3 separate regions of the Homo sapiens genome follow, and all the other regions are linked to region 3. Evidence: chromatin contacts called from ENCODE Hi-C or POLR2A ChIA-PET data. All regions are on one chromosome and are shown on one strand. The core of a region is the stretch at or near the end of the contact, and the rest is flanking DNA. Distances in the headings are between cores, read along the strand shown. Region 1 holds the start of ZCCHC24 (zinc finger CCHC-type containing 24). Region 2 overlaps TSPAN14 (tetraspanin 14). Region 3 holds the start of CCSER2 (coiled-coil serine rich protein 2).

Evidence for each region. Hi-C counts contacts between places; a loop is a spot of excess contacts on that map. ChIA-PET counts read pairs that join two places held with the same protein, here RNA polymerase II (POLR2A). Pooled maps may share reads with other maps.
Region 1: a loop to region 3 is called in a map of CD8-positive, alpha-beta T cell, with 11 times the contacts of the local background. The contact joins the promoter of ZCCHC24 here to the promoter of CCSER2 in region 3. A Hi-C loop is called at or near these places in 2 of 168 maps with a recorded cell type or tissue (CD8-positive, alpha-beta T cell and naive thymus-derived CD4-positive, alpha-beta T cell), 1 of 37 single-sample maps with no recorded cell type and 9 of 50 pooled maps.
Region 2: a pooled map shows a loop between it and region 3 (6-fold over the local background). The contact joins the enhancer-like site here to the promoter of CCSER2 in region 3. A Hi-C loop is called at or near these places in 7 of 50 pooled maps. POLR2A ChIA-PET finds 5 or more read pairs at or near these places in 2 of 52 experiments (SK-N-SH and T-cell).

What each region holds. Positions count from the first base shown.
Region 1 is chr10:79,444,250-79,446,949 of GRCh38, forward strand. ZCCHC24 (zinc finger CCHC-type containing 24) reads right to left here and starts at 1,375. Exons shown (of 4, transcript NM_153367.4): 1 at 946-1,375. The coding sequence starts at 1,191. It overlaps LOC105378383 (a long non-coding RNA gene), which reads left to right and starts at 1,992. Exons shown (of 4, transcript XR_946104.4): 1 at 1,992-2,700. RefSeq lists silencers at 1,228-1,287, 1,298-1,807.
Region 2 is chr10:80,471,028-80,473,727 of GRCh38, forward strand. The region is part of intron 1 of TSPAN14 (tetraspanin 14); the gene reads left to right. Among named protein-coding and RNA genes, the nearest start is that of TSPAN14, 18 kb to the left of the region's middle. RefSeq lists enhancers at 216-455, 466-535, 1,236-1,465, 2,098-2,147. Within about 2 kb of position 1,369, at least 15 of the 41 ENCODE cell types and tissues checked have a DNase peak (open chromatin) inside an H3K27ac peak, as active enhancers do.
Region 3 is chr10:84,327,219-84,329,918 of GRCh38, forward strand. CCSER2 (coiled-coil serine rich protein 2) reads left to right here and starts at 1,371. Exons shown (of 10, transcript NM_001284240.2): 1 at 1,371-1,590. RefSeq lists a silencer at 1,135-1,864 and an enhancer at 1,915-2,264.

The DNA of each region.
Region 1 (2,700 bases), core at 125-2,624, 4.9 Mb before region 3:
ATGGAGGGAGGGGAGGAGTCCAGCCCACGGAAAGGAGTGGTATCTGGGCAGGCCCTGGAGACTCTTCAAAAAGGGCTGGGAGGTGGTGGCGATCTGTGTATTTATCTTGCTGGCAAAGAGGCGCTGCCCAGTCAACTTTGTAACTGAATCCACCAAACAGGCAGACTTTGCAACACAGCCGGCCCAGGTTTCTGCAGAAGGCGCTGGGCAGCTGGAACCTCTCCCCCCCCCTTTCTAGCCCCCCTCCCAAGAGCTCAAGAGGATTTCCCTTTCATTTCCTTCGAGGCTGGGAGGGCTGGGGACAGCGCAGTCTGTGGGGTCAAGCCCTCAGAAACCACTTCCTATGTGGCTGGGGGAGGGCGAGCAGCTGGAGGACGTATCTGGGGTCCCCGAGTGAGAACAGCAGGAGAAGCCCTCTGGGCAGTCACTGCTCTCCAGGGTGCCTTTCGGGTCGGGAACCGCAGAGGTCGGAGAAAAGATTTTAGGCCCTTCCAGAGGAGCTCCGAGCAGAATCTGCACTCTCGGTCCCAGCCCGCGGTGGCCAGGACGAGGATAAGGTTGGGCGTGAGAAGGACACTTCGAAGGGGCTCCCCGCCCAGGCCGCACCCCAGCTGTCTGAAGAAAATCCGGAGACAACCCCTCCTCAACTCCCTCCCCCAACCCCTTTGGAGCAGGGCTGCCCTGGCAGGGAGAGGGGGCGGGAGAGCTCCGCCCCGGCCTGCATTGCTCCAGCCCGGGCTCAGCCGGGAGGTGACGCGCACCCGGCACCCCGGGGACTTCGGGCGGCGAGTTTGGCAGAGTTGAACGAAGCCAAGCCAAGCCGGGCCCGGCAATGCGGAGCCGGGCCGCGCCAGGCCAGGAAGAGCGGGTCAGACAGGGAACGGCCCGCCACGGTGGGGCGGTGGGGCGGTGGGGCGGTGGGCGGGGGCGCGCGGGGGCACCCACCTCTCCGCGCTGCAGCTGGAAGAAGCTGTTGAGATAGCTGGAGTGCAGGGGCGAGCCCAGCTGCTCGGGGCGGCCCTTGCCGAAGGCCAGCTCCGGGGGTGCGGCGCCGGCGGTCGGCTCGGGCCGGAAGGCATCGAAGGCGCTAGCCTGGTGCGTGTCCTGCAGCGACAGGTAGACCCAGTTGAGCAGCTGGGCGGGCTGGTACACCGAGGCGGCGCTCGTGTCGATGGCCGACAGCAGGCTCATTTTGTGGCGGCGGTGCCGGCCCCTCCCCGGCCGCCCGCTCGCGGCCCCCCTCCGCAGCGGAGGGGCGGGCACCGGGGAGCCTGTGCCCACTGCCCGCCTCCCGAGCCCCGACGGTGATCGCCCCGCGCCCTGCGCCCCGCGCGCTGCCCGCAGCCGCTGCCGCTGCCGCCGCCTCCCCCCGACTGCGGCCCCGGCGCGCGCAGGCGGTGGAAGGAGGCAGCGAAAGTTGGGCAGGAAACTTTTGGCCCCGCCCCTCCGCCCCGCCCACTGCGTCCCGCCCCGCCCGGCGATCCGCTATCTGCCTCGCGGCTGACCCCTCCAGCGGCGGCTCCGGGGGTGGGGTCCACGATGCCCCGCCGCCCACTCCCTGCCCCGCCTGGCACTGTCCTCGCCCTGCATTGGCTGTCTCGTTGAATATGAACCGTCAGGGGTGGGGAGAGAGGGGAGTGAGGCTCATCTGCATATGCAGCACGGCGCGGGCCCGCCCATGCGAGGCCCCGCCCAAGCCCCACCTCGTCCCAGCCCGGCCAACCCAGCTCCCCGAGCTGCCGGGAGCTCAGTGCAGCCCCGGCCTAATCAATTTCGTCTCCCTCTGTCGTCAGCGCTCTTGTCTCGTTCTTTCCAAATCCTCTGCAATTGTTTTTCACTCACTTTTCCTTTCCTATTTTCCCTCCTTTCTCATACTCCTTCTTTCTCTCTCTCTTAGACTAGTACTAGTCTCCTGTGTCCGTCGTCCTTGTATGTGGCGCCCTCCGTGTGTGTGTGTGTGTGTGTGTGTGTGTGTATGTCCTTCTCTTTCTCTCACTCTTCTTGTCTCCTTTCTTCTATTTCCGTCTGGTCTGATGTTTCTCCCTGTCTCTCCCGCTCCTCTCTCAGACGCGTGTACACAGACGCACACACTTCTAACTCCCTCCTCTCGCTATCACCATCGGACCCTCCCCCTCCTACTTAATTCCTTCCATCTGCAGAATCACTTTGCGGGCCGGCTGCGCCAAGGGGGGCCCGGGTTCCTGCCCCAGGAAAGACTCCCCGCCCCCTCCCCCCCCCCTTCTCCTATTTCTGCTCTGGGCCCGCCTCGCTTCTCGACCCTCTTCCTCCACCCCGGCTCCAGCCCTAGCCCGCCCCGGTGCCTTGGCGAGTCGCCAGGACACCAGCCTGGGCCGGGGGAGCTCGGGAAAGCGGCTGTCACCCATCTCGCTGGGACAACTCAGCTAGTCCAAGACTGCCTGGAGGGAGCCCCGCCCCCGCCTCCGCCTCCGCCTGACGCCCCAGGAAGCCCCGGGGCCTTCACCGTCTCTTTCTCCGGGTGGTCTTTGCTGCGCCAGCACCGGGGACCTAGCCCAGAGGAACTCACCGCCTGGCTGGGACCGAGTCACCTCTCCCACTTTCAGTCTGGCTCTGGAGCCATTCCGCCCAGCGTTGGAGTGCCAGCTTGGCCACCGTCCAGCGGAATGACCTCTGCATGACGCCTAACCTCTGCGAGCAAGCCTGTTTTCTCCTCTGTAAAAT
Region 2 (2,700 bases), core at 119-2,618, 3.9 Mb before region 3:
ACTAGCTGCTTTAGGGAGCATTTCCTGACCAGCTTGCCACCACCACCACCTCCTTCTCTCTGCCCTCCAGCACCTACTTGACTGCACTTAGTGAAGGGAGTCATGTTCTGAGTTCCCTGAGTCAGGCACAGGTCCCACTCTGAGTTGGTGTTTGTCTCCACGGCCTCATTCTCGGTGTCTTACATGCAGCAGTGCCCTGAACATGTAGAAACAAGTCTTTAGGTGTTTGTCTCCCACAGCAAAAGTCTTTTCACCCCATGGGCTTGGCAGGCGAGCCTGTGCACTGATGGATTGCTGGGTGGTTTGCTTCAACCTTGCTGATCTAGGGAGGCCACAGGGCCCAGCCCAGTCCTCCTGAGGTCTGGAGGCACAGCACCTTGGACTCCCTGGGTTCTTGTTCACATTGGGAATACTAGTGTAGACTGGGCCCAGACTCTCCACGTTTGTTTGCAACTAGCTGAGGAAGAGGCTCTGATGTGCTCTTACCAGGGGCATATAAAAGGATTCTGTGTATAGACATTTCATGTAGACTTAGATTTTCAGAAACAGGCCTGTCATGATGATCAGGGTATGGGTATAGGACACGTGCACTATGCCTGCTTTGGCCTAGCATCCTCCCTTGAGTGGGCAGCTTCACCTTCAATGGCAGAGGGAAGTAGGTTGGGACATCAACTTGGAAGTCAAGGTGCCAGGCCTCCTTTTGCCTAGCCATTTGAGAAGTGGGGGTGGGGTGGGTAGCAGGTGTGGGGTGAGTGGCAGGTGTGGGTGACCAGGCCCTGCCTCACCTAGGTGGGCAGGTGTTGCCCTGAGGCTGCTGGTGCAGTTGAATGAGCTGCCTGATGAATCATTCTGAAAATCTCTCATGGGTGCTGGGCGTGGTGGCTCATGCCTGTGATCCTAGCACTTTGGGAGCCCGAGGCAGTAGGATGGCTTAAGCAGGAGTTTGAGACCAGCCTGGGCAACATAGGGAGACCCCATCTCCCTATGTAGCTGGGACTGCAGGTGTGCACTGAGGTAGGAGGATCACTTGAGCCCAGGAGGTCAAGGCTGCAGTGAGCTGTGACGGTGCCACTGCACTCCAGCCTGGGTCACAGAGTGAGGCCCTGTCTCAAAAACGTAAAAGTGAAAATCTCCAATGGGGCCCAAGGCCTGAATGTTTTGTTTGCTTTTTTTTTGTTCCTCCAAGAAGGACCACAAACTCTATGTTTCAGTTACTTGAAGCCAGTTATTTTGTAGTATCTCCCTTAATTTAAGTTTGTTTGTTGTTTCCTCATGGTTAGCTGCAAGTTTTGCAGTTTTGTAAGGAATACTGCGGAAATGGTGAGTTCTAGGTGCATCCCCTTGGGAGGCACATGATGTGGGTCTGAGTCATTACCGGTGATATTGACAATGATCGCTTGCTTATGGTGATGTCTGCTGGGTTTCTCCCCTCTAAGTTACTATTTTGTTCTTTGTAAGTGTCCTGTGGGGAGATACTTTGAGATTATGCAAATACAGTATGCTATTTCACATCAAACTCATGACTGGTTTTAGGACCCATTGCAGATTCTTGGCACAGTCGGTTGTTTCTGTCATGGGTGTTGAATGCGATGATTTAATTCCATAATTCCTTCTACATTTATCATTTAACTATACAGAACTGCTGTAGCTATGTATCATTGTGCTACACATAACTTTTCCTTCTTTCCTGTTTATTTATCTCTGTGTGTGTATTAGAATGGGCTCATGAATTCTTATTTTATTCAATGAGTTAAAATCCGTTGTTATTATTGTTTATTTTGCCGCTCAGATTGTTCCAGATTTGGCCAGTGGGGGCTTTTTCAAGCTGCTGTGAATGACAGCTCTTCAAAACATGCATTTCCAAGTCTATCACAGTTCTGTTGAACTAGTTGCCATATGATTCTGGAGGCAGCTCCTGAGCCGTTCTGCTGTCCTGTGGAGCATGGCGTCAGTCACAGTAGGCCCATGGTTTTTAGTGTGCACCTTGTGAAGCCTTCCTTTCCCCCAGCCACCTGAAGATAAAAGTGTCCTGCTCTGCCTGCTTCCATGTTGGGTTTCTGGGTCAGAGTTTCTTTGAACAAAGCCTCCTGTAGCTTAAAAAATAATAAAAATAGTAAGCTTGGAAGTCACTGGACTAGGTGACCTCCATTCCAGGCCCAGTGCTTCTCCCACTGAGGACTCCCCTGACTCAAATCCACCCACTCTGCTGCTTTCCTGATGACAGCACTGAGGTAGACAGAGGCCTCCTCTCACCAGGTTAATGAGGAGGCCCCTCGGTGTCCTGAAACTTGGCAGGTTTTGGGTTGTGAGTTTTTGGTGGTGGAAATTCACAGTGTTTCAGTCACTAAGATCAGGGTTTTTACAGGATGCCAGGCACTGAGACCCTCAGACCCTTTGGAGAGCCTGGTGGAGCTCAGAGCTGGGGCCCAGCCTCTCCTGCACCTGCATGTGGAGGCCATCCAGGGCTGGCGGTCAGGGGCTTGATGGCCTTGGAAGCTGGGGGCCCACCTTCCCCACACTGTGCCAGGGCAGTGTTTGTCACCCTGTGATAAAGGAGGGGATCCAGCCCCCCTGACGTTGTGCAGCTGTGTAGTGACTTCCCACAGTAAAGAGTCAAACTTCTTCACTCCAGTGAGCGGTTGCTGCCACCATGATGGGTTTTTTTTTTTTTTTTAAATTAAAGTTTTTTTTTTTCTTTTT
Region 3 (2,700 bases), core at 121-2,620:
TCCTCCCACCTTGGCCTCCCAAAGTGCTGGGGTTACAGGCTTGAGCCATCGCCTCCGGCCTGGTGTTTGCTTTTCTAATCTCACTTAATCCAAAGAGAGATTGCACAGCATTTAGACCTAGTCTTTGTCAATATTTTAAGCACACATTATTGTCCAATACATTAAATATCTTAGGGATTGATATTTAAAAGACATTATTTTCTAAATATGAAAGTGTATTATTAAATGAAGTGTGGTTATACAAATCAGGCATTCCGTCTGCTTTTTCCATTTGAGTATCATTGATCTGGAGACAGGAAAGAACTGGATATTTTTCAAGCAGTTCTCCTGAAATGTTATTACAACCGAGCTGTTGGGGCCGACGAGGATTTCAGAGAACTGCAAGTCTACAACCAGGTAAGGGCAACTCCAGAGCTTTAAACAGCCGGCCAGGCCCGGAAGCCTTCCAGGCTGAGGACTCTCAGCAGCAGGACTGGCCGCGTCGAGGAAAAACAAGAGGGGAAGAGATGGCCTCTGGGGGATGGAAGCCCCAAAGGGAAGAAAGACCTGGTTTCTGGCAAAGAAACCACATTGGCCAGGAGCTGTGGCTCACGCCTGTAATCCCAACACTTTGGGAGGCCAAGGTGGGAGGATTGCTTGAGCCCAGGAGTTTGAGACTAGCCTGTAAGACCACTTCCCCCAACTCTAAAAAGAAAAAATAAAAATTAGCCGGGTATTTGGGTCAACTTGTGATAGTTTACTTTGACTAGTGTGGTCTTAGTTGTAATTATTTCGGAGGCTTGGTGATACACGCCTGAGGCGAGAGGATCGCTTAAGCCCAGGAGGCTGCAAGTGAGCTGTGATAGCGCCACCGAACTCCAACCTGGGTGACAGGGCGAGACTCTGTTTCAAAAAAAAAAAAAAAAAGGGAAAACCAGATCAGCACTTGGGGTGCCCCTTCCCCTCAGCTTTAGCAAGATCCTGTGTTTTGATGCGGTAGGCAGGTGCGTGGTTCAGTCATGCCCAATGCTCAGACCACTCCTCACTTTTCACATCCAGGAGGAGGAGCTGTCAGGTTTGACCGCACTCAAGCAGCAAATGTAGTCCAGGGGACGGCTAGAGGTGAGGTCAGCCGCAAGACTGGCGTCACTGCGTGGGCCCAGCAAAAACCTGAGTCAGGAGGCGGCCAGGCAAGGTCAGTGGAGGGGGCGGGGCCCGAAGCGGAGGCGGAGCTTGGGAAAGCCTGGCGTGAGGGCGGGGCGGGGCCAGAGGTGGGCTGAGGCCGGATCAGGCGGTGGGGGCGGTCCCCGTAGCCCCGTGAGGCTCGCGCCTGCGCACGGGCCCGCGGCGGGGCGGGACTGCGCGTGCGCGGTGCGCCGGCCCTGGAGGGCGGAGTCCGGGCGGGCGCCGGCCGAGGGAGGGGGCGCGGCGGCTTTGGAGTCCGGCGCTCCCTCAGGCCGCGGACGCGATGCTGGTTGCTGCGGCTCGGGCGGCGGGGCTGGCGGGGATGTGACGGGCGGCCCTTCGTCTCACCTTCCGTCCTCGGGCCCGCAGGTCGCAGGGCGGCCTGCAGCTGGGCCGCGGCCGAGGAGGCAGCGCGACCTCCGCACGGTGAGATCCGGGCTCAGGGCCAGAGCCGGGGCCGGGGTCGCGGCGGGCGCCGGGGGCAGCCCAAGACCAGGCACGCAGTCCGGGGCGGGGCGGAGGCCCGAACTCCCGGGCTGAGGCGGTGTCGCCCTCCCGTACCCGGCCTCCAGGGTGAGCCTCTCTAGCCCCTCGCGAGCCGCCGGACGCGGGGCGGGCGCGGACCCGGGAGGCCGGAGGGCGCCCTCCCTGCGGCTGTGACAGCGCGGGGCCTCGGGCCGCGGGCGCCGCCGCCTTTCAGGAGAAATCAGGGCGAGGCTGAGGCACTCTGATTTCGGAGCCTGGTTGCGTGTGAGGGTGGATAGGGAAAGTACCGGGGCTCCCCGAATGAGTTCGATTTTTTTTTTCTTTCAATTACTGGGCTAAATGAAAGACACACCCTAAAACACATCCTGAGGTGAAACTTTGGTGGGGCACACCGTTGCCGTAGGTTCAGATCTTCTCTCTTGTCTTTAGACATGTATTTTCATACATTTTTAAATAATGCACCTACTTTCTTGATAAAGTAAAAGGAGGAATGAAGGGACTCCTTTGTGGTGGTCCTTGGTGGCGAAGCTTGTTTCCATTTCAGTAATTGCATATTCATCTGTGTGGGCTCCCCGACCAATGAGGCTGGCTGCTCCCAGACAAGGCCTTAGCGGAGTGGAAATGACTGACGCAGGGACTCTGGTCTCAGATTAGAGTGTTGGTAGCTCACTCCTGTAAGAGAGAAATTGAGCTTTAAGCTTTTTAAAATAGCCATATGAAAAGCATTCCTTTTCTCCTGAGCATTAAAATATGACGGAACCTATTCATTTGGCCAGTTGTTTTTTTTAAAGCATCATCTTTTAGACTAGAGACTTTAGAGATGGCAGCTGCTCTTTAACCAAAAGGAACTTAAGATGCTCTCCTGCAAAAGATGGGTTCAAAACATGTCTTATCCGTCATCCATATGTGATAAAAATGTAAATATTCCTGAGTGTTTGCCTGAAATCAGTCTTCTTCCTCTTGGACTTTATTACTGTTTCTCTTAATTTATGAAAGCTTGTTACTGTTATTTTTTGTTTTCGTTTGTGTTCTAAACAACATTGGCTTCAA